Linked DNA regions of Homo sapiens: region 2 is linked to region 1. Evidence: chromatin contacts called from ENCODE Hi-C or POLR2A ChIA-PET data. All regions are on one chromosome and are shown on one strand. Each heading gives the region's core, a stretch centred on a gene start or an enhancer-like site at or near the end of the contact. The rest is flanking DNA. Distances are from core to core; before and after follow the strand shown. Region 1 overlaps PUS10 (pseudouridine synthase 10). Region 2 holds the start of C2orf74-DT (C2orf74 divergent transcript).

Region 1 (7,420 bases), core at 3,540-6,039:
ATAACCTTAAAATCTGCAAACATTCTAAGGGTCACTGTTAGGTGTAAATTCTAATATTAATTGCCAAAAAGAATATAAACTACTATAAATAAAATTTTGACATGTTTTCTCCTCATAGTCCTCCCTGTAATTAGTTTGTAAAATAAAAACTAGATTGGTAGATTTCCATTAGGGTTGCTTTAGTGTAAGAAAGTATTTCTGATCTTACAGATGAAAAAAAAACAATATAGTACACTTTGGTCTTAGTAATTTGCTTAATGCAGTAAATACAAATAATGTAACTATAATACAAATTAAAATTAGACAAATGCAAAAATTTTATCTTAAAAGTAAACAAATATAACTGGCCTTCTTGGTAAAAAGGGAAGATCAAATTTGAGGATGCGGTTTTTGTTTGTTTGTTTTTTGAGATGGAGTCTTGCTCTGTAGCCCAGGCTGGAGTGCAACGGTGCAATCTCGGCTCACTGCAACCTCTGCCTCCTGGGTTCAGGTGATTCTCCTGCCTCAGCCTCCCGAATAGCTGGGATTACAAGTGCGCGCCACCATACCGGGTTAATTTTTTTTTTTTTTTTTTTAGTAGAGACGGGGTTTTGCCAGGTTGGCCAGGCTGGTCTCAAACTCCTGACCTCAGGTGATCCACCTGCCTTGGCTTCTCAAAGTGCTGGGATTACAGGCATGAGCCCCACCACCTGGCCAGGCATGCGCTTTTGTTAAGCCCCTAAAACAGCAGTACAGAGGTTTGTTAAAACTGCATAAAATCCACTAGGATGGGGACAGTAGGAGTGCAGGGAATAGCAACAATTTGAAAGCTAGAAAGCAGATTGAACAGTGGTAAAGGACTTAGCAGACATCCCAAAAGTTGAATCCTAAATTGGCAGCAGAAGAAATGAATACTCCACAATAAAAACAGGAGTTAAGCAGCACCAAGGAATTCTGGAAATAAGCAGCACCAAGGAATTCTGGAAGTGGTGGTGGAAGGTAAAGGGTAGGAATAAAGAAAATTGACTGTTTGCAAAAGAGGCAGATTCTCAGATCCCCTACCCCACTCCATGCAGCCAGGTGAATGTCCCTCTCTAACCCTAGTAAAAGAACAGAGTTTTATTTCCTGGAGATGGTAAAATGAAGGTCTTTTGATTGAGTCTTTTGAGTCACATTTAAGGGCATTAATACTTCACTGAGTAAACATAGGCAGAAAGATGATGACATACACACATAACCCCAGGCCCCACCCGTTTTTGGACCTTGGCAGATTGCTAGATAGGAGACTGCATCTCTATAAAGAAATGTCACCTGCCCAAGACCTAAATGAAGACAGATAGCTCAGTATTCGGTAAAGCTCACAGTGAATCTTCCCTCTTTATTCACATATCTAGCTTCCAACTGCTTATTCTTTTTTTTTTTCTGAGACAGAGTTTCACTCTTGTTGCCCAAGTGCAATCTCAGCTCACTGCAACCTCCTCCTCCTGAGCTCAAGCTATTCTCCTGCCTCAGCCTCCCAAGTAGCTGGGACTACAGGCACCCACCACCATGCCCGGCTAATTTTTAAAAATATATTTTTAGTAGAGATGGGCTTTCACCATGTTGGCCAGGCTGGTCTCGAACTCCTGACTTAAAGTGATCCATCCGCCTCGGCCTCCCAAAGTGCTAAGATTACAGGCATGAGCCACCACGCCCAGGCTCAACTGCTTCTTATTCTGTACTCTTCAATATGACCAACTCACCAACAATAAGCAGGCAACTTGACATAGAAGGTACCAAAATAAACTGAAAAAAGTAACTTTAAGAAACTAGAGACAAAAAAATTACACAATAGCAACACATATTGATATTCTCAGAAAGATAAAATATTGTGTTTAACAAGAATAGGATCCTATTTTTCTAAAACACCCATACACATACTCACACGCACGCACGGGAAAAAAAACCTAGAAAACAGAAAAGGTCTTGGAATTAAAAACATAGTATTACTATTTATGAAAAGCTAAACAAGATTGGAAAACAAAGTTGAGAAAATTTGTTAATAGTGGATCAACCCTCCTGAGGACAACTAGAAAAGCTGGACAACTAAAAAAAAATTGCATGAAGACATCAGAAAGTTAACAAGGTAGTGAAGAGTTACAGGGCCAAAATTCAGAAGAAGGGAACCAAAGATGAGCCAGGTGTTTTGAGCAGCTTTTCCCTAAGGGGCATCTGTTGTCAGAAGAGAGAGAGGGAATCCTGATAAGCCCTATGTTTTGGCTGAAACCATGAAGCATGACACCCTAGAAGCAGGGGTAAATGGGGACGAGAACAGTCCTTAAAGGTGTTAAAGATCAACTTCAAATCACTGCAATCCCTGTAGCTGGATTAAGGTAATTGCAATCCCTGTGGCTGGATTAAGGTAATTCAGAATTGCTAATGCCCCTAGCTAGAACTCAGAAGAAAACAAAAATCCTCTCTGGAGGAGAACATTATTTTAGTTTCAAATTATATTTTTCATAATCAATGTCCAAATTTTCTTTTCTTTTCTTTTCTTTTGAGACAGGGTCTCACTCTGTTGTCCAGGCTGGAGTGCAGTGGCATAATCTCAGCTCACTGCAGCCTCCACGTCTGGGTTCAAGCAATCCTCCCACCTCAGCCTCCTGAGTAGCTGGGACTACAGGTGCACACCACCAAGCCCAGATAACTTTCTTCATTTTTTGTTGACATGAGGTCTTGTTATGCTGCCCAGGCTGGTCTTGAACTCCTGGGCTCAAATGATCCTGAGTTGGCCCCCTAAAGTGCTGAAATTACAGGTGTGAACAACCATGCCTGGCCTAACATTTTATTTTTTTGTAGAGACGGAGTCTCTCTATGTTGCCCAGGCTGGTCTCAAACTCCTGGGCTCAGGCAATCCTCCTGCCTCAGTCTCCTAAAATGCTGGGATTACAGGCATGAGTCCCTGCACCTGGCCTGACCTATACTTTAAAAAACAAAAACTAAACTAAAGGATATTCTTCATGCAGAAGAATATAATCCCAGATGACAGCTGAAATAAAGGGTAATACACAAGATGAATATGTAGGTAAATCTGTGAATATTGACTGATTGTATAGAATATTACTTGTATAAAATAATGTCACATGAGATTTAAACATGTGTCAAATTAAAACACACACAATGAAATGTAAATTAAGAGATACAAGGAATCCAAGTATTCCAAGGTCTTTGCATTCTCTGGGAAAGATAAAAGTATTTATTTTTATTTGAGAGAGAGAGTCTCACTCTGTCATCCAGGATGGAGTGCAATGGCTCAATCTTGGCTCACTGCAGCCTCAACTTCCTGGGCTCAAACAATCCTCCTATCTCAGCCTCTTGAATAGCTGGGACTACAGGCATGCACCACCATGTCCAGCTAATTTTTTATTTTTTGTAGAAATGGGAGTACCAATTTAATTAGTACTTTTAAGAGTAAAGGAAAAACTGTAAATGCATAACTTCTAAGATAATGATATGTGTGAGGGGGTAGAATTCAAACAGAAAAATAATCCAAAAGAATTCTCATTATCCCTAATTCTGTTTAACAATGTACTAGCGATCTTAGCCAATGCAACAAAGCAAGAAAAAGAAATAAATATTACGAAAATTGGAGGGGAAAAGTCATTGTGCACAGACCATATGACCTCCAATTTAACGTGGTAGGGGACACCTCCCTGGGGCCAGACCAATAAAGCAGTAACTGAAATATCAGTTGCTGCATGCCACCTAAGAAACAAGTTGCAGATTGAATGTTACTCAACAGAAGCACTTTTTTTTTTTTTTTTTGAGACAGGGTTTCGCTCTGTCACCCAGGCTGGAGTATAGTGGTGCGATCTCAGCTAACTGCAACCTCCACTTCCTGGGTTCAAGCGATTCTCCTGCCTCAGCTTCCAAGTAGCTGGGACTACAGGTGCCTGCCACCACACCCAGCTAATTTTTACATTACATTTTTAGTAGAGACGGGTTTTCGCCATGTTGACCAAGCTGGTCGTGAACTTCTAGCCTCAAGTGATTCCCCTGTCTTAGCCTCCCAAAGTGCTGGGATTATAGGCATAAGCCACTATACGCAGCCAGAAGTACCTTAATACATGTCTACATTTAAAAAAAAATGTTTTGGAATACAAATTTAGCATTCATGACTAGCTACTGATTTACTCAATAGGGCATGAGTGCACATGCCCACTCCACAACAGGTCATGAATTTCTGTGATGCTTTCAGAATATGAAAGTCTCACTAAAATCACCAACTCACGATTTCTAATATGAATTTCTAGTGATAATACTAAAGGAATATCAGATAATCAATACACATCATAACACCCCAGCCTCACAGAAAATTTAAATCCTGGATGTGAACTAAATTCTAAATAGAAATCACTTCATATTATGCTTCTTAATATAAGACTAAAAGGGCTATTTATGTTAATACCTTTGCATCTATTTTATTATTTCATTTCCTTTTATATGGCTCATGACCACATTTAAATAAAATCCATTTTATTTTTTCCCCACACAAGTTAGTTCCCCTCACATTATCTTTACTCAGCTACTGGCAATAACATTTTAACAACCAGTTTAGAGAGAAACTTAGATTCCACCAGAAAAAAGAATCAAAGGTTTTGATCATACTCGATACCGCAACATTTACTTACACAAGTAGCTTTCAAATTATAATTTAATGAATACGATATATGGCTCTTTAATTTGCCATGGATTTAATTTTTAAAGATAAAAAACTAGCCCTCTGCAAGTACGTGCTGAGCACTCTTGCCCTGGCTCTGGAGACTGCCATATATCCAGCTGATCTCTGACGCACTAATTGTGAAACCAAAAGCTACACACAATAAAAAGGAAGTAGCCCTGTGAAATGTCAATCCAGTGCTCAACTAGGGTTTTTTACATCAGAGTTTTATAAATTATGAAAGTGTCCAGGCCAGGCGCAGTGGCTCACACCTGTAATCCGAGGACTTTGGAAGGCTGAGGCAGGCAGACCACAAGGTCAGGAGATTGACACCATCCTGGCCAACATGGTGAAACCCCATCTCTACTAAGAATACAAAAAAATTAGCCAGGTGTGGCGGCACATGGCTGCAGTCCCCGCTACTTGACAGGCTGAGGCAGAAGAATCACTTGAACCCGTGAGGTGGACGTTGCAGTGAGCTGAGATCATGCCACTGCACTCCAGCCTGGGAGACAGGGTGAGACTCTGTCTCAAAAAAAAAAAGAAAAAAAGAAAGGTCCAAATTGACTGGAAAATATGTATTACATTAAGAAAAACTGGATAACTTTGCATAATAAACATAATGGCAAGGAGAAAGATACTCAGTTTTTTAAGACAAAATTCCCAGCTAAACATTTCCACCTGGGGCCTTGAATGGTATCTAGTCTAGAAAACAGATTCCACTAGTATTGATCCTGTATTAATATCAGTGAGGAAAAATATATTCAGTTTTATTTAAAAGGGAAGATTTGTAAAAATAACTTTCAATATTTGGAGCAGTAAAACCTAATTTTAAAAAGGAGGAGCAGCTGTAGCACTGCAATTGATTGACACTTTTTTTTTTGAGATGGAGTCTTGCTCTGTTGCCCAGTCTGGAGTGCAGTGGCGCGATCTCGGCTCACTGCAAGTTCCGCCTCCCATGTTCACGCCATTCTCCTTTCTCAGCCTCCCGAGTAGCTGGGACTACAGGCGCCTGCCACCAAGCCTGGCAAATTTTTTGTATTTTTAGTAGAGATGGGGTTTCACCCTGTTAGCCAGGATGGTCTCGATCTCCTGACCTCGTGATCTGCCTGCCTCGGCCTCCCACAGTGCTGGGATTACAGGCGTGAGCCACCGCGCCCGGCCAGATCGACACTTCGTAACTGACAAACCTGGCCAAAGACTATTTTGCTGGTCCTTCCTTCTGCTTGGAGGGAAGAAAGTAGTAGTACTATTCCTTAAGAAAGAGGTTTCTGACAATGAGTTTGGATGTGTCTGACTTCAAGGTAGCACTTGCCACCTAGCCCCCTCTTCTTGGACATTTGGACATATCCATGACAAAGGATGTGGCTAAAAACTTCATTGGGACTTCCACCTCCAATTAAGGGACTTCACCATCATAATTCATCATCACACATACATGCATCAATCTTCCTCAGAGCAAAAAAAAAAAAGGAAGTCAAAAATAGCTCCTCACAAAAATGACTTGAAATTCCTGAATTTTAAGATAGGTGCTGTAATAAAATATTTGACTCAAAACATCTTTGCACCTATTCCAGTCATCTGATAACAAAACCTGAACATAAATGTGATGGGAAAGTGCTAAAATTGTAATTTAAATTTTATTTCCAGAGTTATCATTTTAGAGAATCACAAAATAAACTGGTGGTTTACCATTACTCTTTTTAAATGATCACACTTGTTAAATAATTATGAGAGTTCTGGTTTCATATTTTTACCAAGAATCCTTTCCCTAACCTTGAAGATACTGGACCATTTGGAGAAAGAAAATACTAAAGTCAAAACCTAGGCTAAGTCCCACTTATAACACAGAAAGACAATAACCCTTTTGAAATCTGACCAAGGCCGGGTGCAGTGGCTCACGCCTATAATCCCAGCATTTTGGGAGGCTGAAGCAGGCGGATCACCTGAGGTCAGGAGTTTGAGACCAGCCTGGCCAACAAGGCAAAACCCTGTCTCTACTAAAAATACAAAAAATCAGCCGGGCAAGGTGACGAGCGTCTGTAGTCCCAGCTACCTGGGAGCCTGAGGCAGGAGAATCGCTAGAACCCGGGAGGTGGAAATTGCAGTAAGCCAAGATCACACCACTGCACTCCAGCCTGGGTGACAGAGTGAAACTCTGTCTCAAAAAAAAAGCGTAAACTTTGGAGTTTAATAGATCAGAGTTCAAATCCTAGCTCTGCTATTTATCAGCAATGTGACCTTCAGCTTCAATTTCATCATCTGTAAAATGGAGATGATAACACCACCTACTTTAAGGGGTTGTGATTATTAAATGAAAGAGCACATGCAACACACTCTGCCATGAAGATATTCAATAACTGTTGGTGGCTTGTTTTCCTAAGAAAGGGGTTTTATCTTGCTCCTCCTAAAAAATAACTACACATTATGGTGGTGTGGCTGTTTTACATATAAATGATTGCTTTATACATATGCATACATACATATATATTTGTTATTATTATGAATAATTTTTCAAAAACAATCATATCTTAGTAAGCTAGAATTATTAGGTCTAAAACACAGTGGTGGTATCAGAAAAAAGGACAGTTCTACGCAACAAGAAAAACCTAGACCTGAAATAGGCAAGAGTCTGAATTAGAAGTTCCCCTTTTCAGCAACTTAACTACGCCACACGGTCCTAAAAATTAATGGAGGAAAAATAGTTTAATAAAGATCTCTACAGTTAGAAGGTAGCAATGT
Region 2 (7,420 bases), core at 3,159-5,658, 150 kb after region 1:
TCACGAGGTCAGGAGTTCGAGACCAGCCTGGCCAACATGGTGAAACCCCGTCTCTACTAACAATACAAAAAATTAGCTGGGCATAGTGGTGGGTGACTGTAATCCCAGCTACTCAGGAAGTTGAGGCAGGAGAATTGCTTGAACCTGGGAGGCGGAGGTTGCAGTAAGCTGAGATTGCTCCACTGCACTCCAGCCCAGGCGACAGAGTGAGACTGCATCTAAAAAAAAAAAAAAGAAAAAGAAACAGAGATGTACCAAAAATAATGAACTAGGTTATCTCTGGGGGACAGAGGAAGGAATAGGTGGAAGGGATAGAGCTGAGGAAGCTAGACTTTTCTAAGCATAACTTTTTACATAGTTTTGACTTAAAAAAATTTTAACTTTGAAATTATAGATTAAAACCAGGTGTGGTGGCTCATGCCTGTAATCCCAGCACCTTGGGAGGCCGAGGTGGGCAGATAGCTTAACTCAGGAGTTCAAGACCAGCCTAGGCAACATGGCAAAATCCCATCTCTACAAAAAATACAAAAATTAGCCAGGCGTGGTGTTGTATGCCTGTAGTTTCAGCTACTTAGGGGGCTGAGGCAGAAGGATCCCTTGAAACAGGGAGGTCAAGGCTGCAATGAGCAGAGATCGTACCACTGCACTCCAGGCTGGGCAACAGAGTGAGATCCTGTCTCAAAACAAACAAAAACAAAAAAATGTGACTTGCAAAATAATGCATTGGAGTTACTGCTCTCTTAATACAAATGCTTTGAATTGTGTCTCTGCTTGTCACCCCTGGCCTCTTTTACACCCTGGGGCAATGTGCCATTGTTAGACAAGGAGGATATGTATACCTTCCTTTTGGAAAAAGGATGACTGTAAAAGCAGAAATAAGAAAAGAGAAGCTGTGCCCACAACACTAACATGCTTTTAGGCAAGTCAATTTTAGGAAAGAGTTTATATGAAACTGAAGATCTGGGAATTGATCCCTTAAGAACAAAGTCTGAGTACCCTTTGAAGTCCACTGGTATACCCGTGCCTTTTTGCCTACTCCTTTTTATTCTTACAACCTACTCCAATTGCACCTCTGTCTCCACAACTCAATTGAACATACTTTACAAAGGCCATCAATGACATGCACATTGCTAAACATACACAAAAAATCATGAGCAAGTAGTTACAAGCTTTAGGACAGATATAAAAAGAAATTCTAACGCAGAAATTTTATCCAAAGTTTCATCCATTTTATAATCAATATTAGTAAAAAAGACCAAGACACATGGGCTGGGTGCGGTGGCTCATGCCTGTAATTACAGCACTTTGGGAGGCCGAGGTGGGTGGATCACCTGAGGTCAGGAATTTGAGACCAGCCTGGCCAACAGGGTGAGACCCCATCTCTACTTAAAACACAAAAATTAGCAGGGCATGGTGGTGCACACCTGTTGTCCCAGCTACTTGGGAGGCTGAGACAGGAGAATCTCTTGAACCTGGGAGGCGGAGGTTGCAGCGAGCCAAGATCACGCCACTGCACTCCAGCCTGGGTGACAGACTGAGACTCTGTCAAAAACAAAAACAAAACAAAACAAAAAGACTTAAGACATGGAGTACATTAGTTTAGGGACAGGTCTCCTGATCTAGCCGGCTCCAAGCAGGAGTGAGATAGTTGTGCAGGGGTGCATTTAAGCAAACCTGGCTGGTCCATTTTCTGAACTAGCCAGTCCACTAGAATTTTGATGAAGCATCTCATCAGGTATGGACATGTTGACTAAGAGTCAACTCTGTAAAATGTTTGAAGAGATTTATTCTGAGCCAAATATGAGTGATTATGACCCGTGACACGGCCCTCAGGAGGTCCTGAGAACATGTGCCCAAGGTGTTCGGGGCACAGCTTGGTTTTATACATTTTAGGGAGGCATGAGACATCAATGAAATACGTTTAAGAAATAACATTGGTTTGGTTCAGAAAGATGGAGCAACTCAAAGCAGGGATTTCCAGGCTATAGGTAAAGGTAAACATTTTCTTTTTTTTTTCTGTGATGGAGTCTCACTTTGTTGCCCAAGCTGGAGTGCAGTGGCACGATCTCTGCTTACTGCAACCTCTGCCCGCCGGGTTCAAGCAATTCTCCTTCCTCAGCTTCCCAAGTAGCTGGGACTACAGGTGCATGCCACTACGCCCGGCTAAATTTTTGTATTTTAGTAGAGACGGGGTTTCACCATGTTGCCCAGGCTGGTCTCGAACTCCTGAGGTCAGGCAATCTGCCCGCCTTGGTCTTCCAAAGTGCTGGGATTAGAGGCATGAGACACTGTGCCCAGCCAATTTAAACATTTTCTAATTGACAAATGGTTGAGTTCACAATTGTCTGAAGACCTGGGATCAATAGGAAGCACATGTTCAGGTTAAGATAAAAGATTATAATACTTCAAAAGGTTCTTTTGAAGTCTTATAATGGCTACCCTTAGAGATGATAGATGACAAATGTTTCCTATTCAGACCTTTAAAACAATGCTAGACTCTCAGTCTCTTCAGGATTGGGAGGGCCTGGAAGAAAAAGATCTAGCTGTGTTAATAGAGATTCTTTACAGATGCATATTTTCCCCCACAAAGCACAGCTTTGCAGGACCATTTCAAAATATGGCAAAGAAACATGTTTTGGGGTAAAATATTTTGACTTTCTTCTTTGTCACATGTCATGCCAGAGTCAGACTGGAAAGCAAGTCACCATATATAGGGTTAAATAAAACTCATCTGATGAGAATTTATGGTTTGTTGGGCATGACTCCCCAGGCCCCTTAGATAGGAATTTGGGCCAGATTAAAAAAAAAAAAAAAAATCAAAGCTTAGTCCTGAGGCAGCTTCTGAAATGGTGGGAAAAAATGTGAGTTTTGAGGAAACATTTGGTTCAGCCATTGTTCTTAAGAGATACTGACATTTCAACCTACTATAAAGAGGGAAATTTAAAGTATTAAAGTATTAATGAGTTGGTAGGACCCGCTTTTCTTTTTTTTTTTTTTTTTAATTCACTGGCCCCGAAAGAAACTTCTCTGTCAGGCCACAATATAACCAGATACCAGACACACGAGATGTTTTGGAGGGAGGGTGGTGGAGCCAAGATTGCAGCTCCTTATTGAGGAAAACAGTCCTCAGAGATCCAGAGTCATTTCTCCTGTGTTCAGCTTGAAAACCTTGGGCAACTTCTGGAGATTTCAACGTCTCACAGAGTGCGGAAACATGACTGGCGCAGCATCCTTTCCGGAATTGGTGATGTCCTTCCTGTAAGGGTTGATTTTCCATCTCATCAACCAAATCGGGAAAGCCGCAGCATCCTTTTCTCCAAGAATGACAGGTGGTTTATCTCAGGCTTTTCTGTCCCGGCGCCTTTCTCTCCAATGCAGTCTATGGAATATATATATAGAGAGAGAGCGTGAGAGAGAGAGAGACGGAGTCTCGCTCTGTCGCCCAGGCTGAAGTGCAGTAGCGCGATCTTGGCTCACTGCAAGCTCCGCCTCCCGGGTTCACGCCGTTCTCCTGCCTCAGCCTCTCGAGTAGCTGAGACTACAGGCGCCCGCCACCACGCCCAGCTAATTTTTTTGTATTTTTAGGAGAGATGGGGTTTCACCGTGTTAGCCAGGATGGTCTCGATCTGCTGACCTCGTGATCCGCCCGTCTCGGCCTCCCACAGTGCTGGGATTACAGGCATGAACCACCGCGTCCGGCCTGGAATATTTTAAAATATGCAGATTATTAACCCCGACACTTTTGAAAGTCCTTTGTAACCAACTTCCTCCTCAATATAAAATATTAATGTAATTTGGCCGGGTGAGGTGGCTCACGCCTGTAATTCTAGCACTTTGGGAGGCCGAGGCGGGTGGACTGCCTGAGCTCAGGAGTTTGAGACCAGCCTGGGCAACACGGTGAAACTCCGTTTCTACTAAAATACAAAAAATTAGCCGGGTGTGGTGGCGCGCGCCTGTAATCCCAGCTACTCAGGAGGCTGAGGCAGGAGAATTGCTGGAGTCCGGGAGGCGGAGGTGCAGTGAGCCGAGATCGCGCCACTGCACTGCAGCCTGGGGAACAGGGCGAGAATCCGACTCTTTAAAAAAAGAGAAAAAAATTTAAGTAATTTAATTTTTTATTTTTTTCCGCCCCCGCCGTCCCGCCCCTAGCATTAATTTTTAAAACTCGCTTTAGACACCGTTTGGAGGGGGCCAGGTGCTGAATACCTGCTGATGTAATGCAGTGATTTTTTGTTTGAGGGCCACAGGAAGACCCCTTGTGGCTGTTGTACTGGCATTCCCTCTTCATAGCAGGGATGGTGCCTCTGGACATTTTCCGACAGCAGGGATCGTTGGGTGAGGTTAGCAGCGCCAGCCCGGGTTAGCGGAAGCAGCCTTCAGGTCTCCTAGGAGAGCAGGTTTATGAGCATGCGCAGCGGATTTTCCGTTAGGGAAGCCGATGGGGCGCGGCTCCTTGGAGCATGCGCACACAAACTTTCCGCTAGGAATCAAGCGAGCATGCGCACACAGATGTTAGGGTTCGGGCGAGCTATTTGGAGCCTGCGCAGTCAGATCCGAGGACATGTTGACGTCGTCCGAGAGTCTTAAAATCCTGCTCTGGCCGGATTCCAGACTCGTGGGGGAAAGGCTGGTATGTTCGTTTTATAACAGGAGTTTTAGCGTCATCTTTTGTCCTTGGATAAGTTTTTCCAAATATAAATATATTAAATATTCATTTAAAATATCTAAGAATTAACAGGCAGCAGTGCATTAGACAAATGGGCGAAGTACTGGGGTACCAAGTTCACAGAAAAATAGTAGTTAAAAATAGACTTTAAATATATGAAAAGATGCTTAGCTGCATGTTTTTGTGTTTTTTATTTATTTATTTATTTTTTTGAGATGGAGTCCTGTGTTGCCCAAGCTGGAGTGCAGTAATGCAATCTCGGCTCACTGCACCCTCCGCTGCCCGGGTTCAAGTGATTCTCCCACCTCAGCCTCCCGAGTAGCTGGAATTACAGGCAGGTGCCACCACGCCAGGCTAATTTTTATATTTTTAGTAGAGATGGGGTTCACCATGTTGGCCAGGCTGGTCTCGAACTCCTGACCTCAGGTTATCGGCCTGCCTCAGACTCCCAAAGTGCTGGGATTACAGGCGTGAGCCACCGCGCCCGGCCTGTTTTGTATTTTATTTTTTCTGAGACAGGTGGCACGATCACAGCTCACTACAGCCTCCACTTCCCAAGCCCAAGCAATCCTCCCACCTCAGTTTCACCAAGTGCTAGGATTACAGGCCAGCTTCAGTTTTAATAAAAATGCAAATCATCATGATTGGTGAACATTGAAACGTTTGGTAATATACTCAATATAGGAGGGTGTCAGGAAAACAGGTGCAGTGTTACAGTGCTAGTAGGAGCAGAATGCAGCAATCCTTAGTGGTTATCAAAACCACACTGAATAATATTTGCATTTTGATCCAACAATCCCACTTTGGGGAATTTTGCCTCCAAATACACTTGCATACATGTAAAGTAATATGTGTATGAGATTATTGATTGTAATAGCAAAAGGTTGTAAACTACGTGAGTATCCATCAGAAGACTGATATTATAAACTACAGTACATACACACAATGGAACATTATGCAGCTATGAAAAAGAGTGAGGAATCAGTTCCCAACATACTAATGTGGAACCATCTCTAGCATATCTTACTAAGCGAAAAAAGCCCAGGTGCCAAACAGTGTATAAATTATGCTTTTTGTGTAGAAAAGGATAAATGAGAGTCATATGATCCTTATTTCCACATAAATTCTGGCAATATACTCAAGAAACTAATAGTCATGGTTTCTTATGAGATGGAGGGTAGGACTGAGATAGGGTGAGAGACTTCTCAATGTATTCCTCATTATAATATATTGAATTATCTGAATGCTGTTCATTAAAAACAAAAATAACACTACAATAACTTTTTTTAAAAAAGCTAGAAACATATAATATTAAAAAAGGGGCCAGGTGCGGTGGCTCATGCTTGTAATCCCAGCATTTTGGGAGGCCGAGACGGGCAGATCACGAGGTCAGGAGATGGAGACCGTCGTGGCCAATGTGGTGAAACCCCGTCTCTACTAAAAATACAAAAATTAGACTGGCGTGGTGGCGCATGCCTGTGGTCCCAGCTACTCAGGAGGCTGAGGCAGGAGAATTGAATCGCTTGAACCAGGGAGTCGGAGGTTGCAGTGAGCCGAGATGGCGCCACTGCACTCCAGCCTGGCGACAGAGCAAGACTTCGTCTCAAAAAAAAAAACAAAAAACAAAAAAACTGGAGGCTGGGTGTGTGGCTCACACCTCTAATCCCACCACTTTGGAAGACTGAGACAGGAGGATTGCTTGAGCACAGGAGTTTTGAGACCAACCTGGGCAGCATGGTGAAAACCCACATCTACAAAAAGAACATCAACAACAAAAAACCTCCAAATTAGATGGGAGTGGTGGTGGGCGCCTGTAGGCCCAACTACCCGGGAGGCTGAGGTGGGGGGATCGGTTGAGCCCAGGAGACAGAGGTTACAGTGAGCTGAGATCCTGCCACTGCACTCCAGCCTAGGCAACAGAGGAAGACTCTCAAAAAAAGAGAAAGAAAGAAAAAAAGGTGAAATTATGGGAGATTTTTCCTTTCCTTTCCTTTTTTTTTTTTGACAAGGTTTTCTCTGTTGCCGAGACTGCACAATGGCGCCATCACAACTCACTGCCCAGGCTCAAGCGATCTGCGGGCCTCGGCTTCCCAAAGTGTTGGGATTACAGGGGTGAGCCACTTTTCCCAGACAATAATATTATTTTACATGTTTTTACACACAAAAGAGTTTTCTTGGAATAACAAGAGTTCATCCAAAGTGTTTTACCAATTTCCATTTCCATCTGCAGTATCGAAAACCTTCCTCTTGCTGCATGTCCTCACCAGTTCTTAGAATTGACAGACTACTTTTTTTTGTCAATCCTGTGGTATAAAATATTACCTGATTTTGTTTTCACTTTGCATTTCTGTGATAATTAGCGAGGTGAGCCTCTTATATTTATTGCCCATTCGTCCTTTGTCCTTTGAGAAGTACCTTTTTTCTATTTTGCCTTTCCCTTTTTTATAGGCGTTTTAAAAATATTCTATACGTTGATCCTTTAAAGATTATTTGTGTGGCAAATATTTTCTACCAGTCTGTGGGTTGCCTTTTTGTTTGTTTTTTGTTTGTTTTGAGACTGAATCTTGCTCTGTCGCCCAGGCTGGAGTGCAGTGGTGTGATCTTGGCTCACTGCAACCTCCGCCTCCTGGGTTGGAGCAATTCTCCTGCCTCATCCTCCCGAGTAGCTGGGACTACAGGCACATGCCACCACGCCTGGCTAATTTTTTGTATTTTTAGTAGAGATGGGGTTTTGCCATGTTGCCCAGGCTGGTC

The links. A loop is a pair of places that touch in the nucleus more often than their neighbours do. ChIA-PET counts read pairs that join two places held with the same protein, here RNA polymerase II (POLR2A). Pooled maps may share reads with other maps.
Region 2: a pooled map shows a loop between it and region 1 (2.8-fold over the local background). The contact joins the promoter of C2orf74-DT here to the enhancer-like site in region 1. A Hi-C loop is called at or near these places in 1 of 50 pooled maps. POLR2A ChIA-PET finds 5 or more read pairs at or near these places in 2 of 52 experiments (A549 and activated T-cell).

What each region holds. Positions count from the first base shown.
Region 1 is chr2:60,988,247-60,995,666 of GRCh38, forward strand. All of the region lies in intron 4 of PUS10 (pseudouridine synthase 10), which reads right to left. Among named protein-coding and RNA genes, the nearest start is that of PEX13, 26 kb to the right of the region's middle. RefSeq lists an enhancer at 4,700-5,049. Within about 2 kb of position 4,790, at least 5 of the 41 ENCODE cell types and tissues checked have a DNase peak (open chromatin) inside an H3K27ac peak, as active enhancers do.
Region 2 is chr2:61,140,567-61,147,986 of GRCh38, forward strand. It overlaps C2orf74-DT (C2orf74 divergent transcript), which reads right to left and starts at 4,409. Exons shown (of 2, transcript NR_036496.1): 1 at 4,207-4,409; 2 at 1,026-3,379. It also overlaps a transcript of C2orf74 not described here. RefSeq lists enhancers at 3,622-4,543, 4,238-4,587.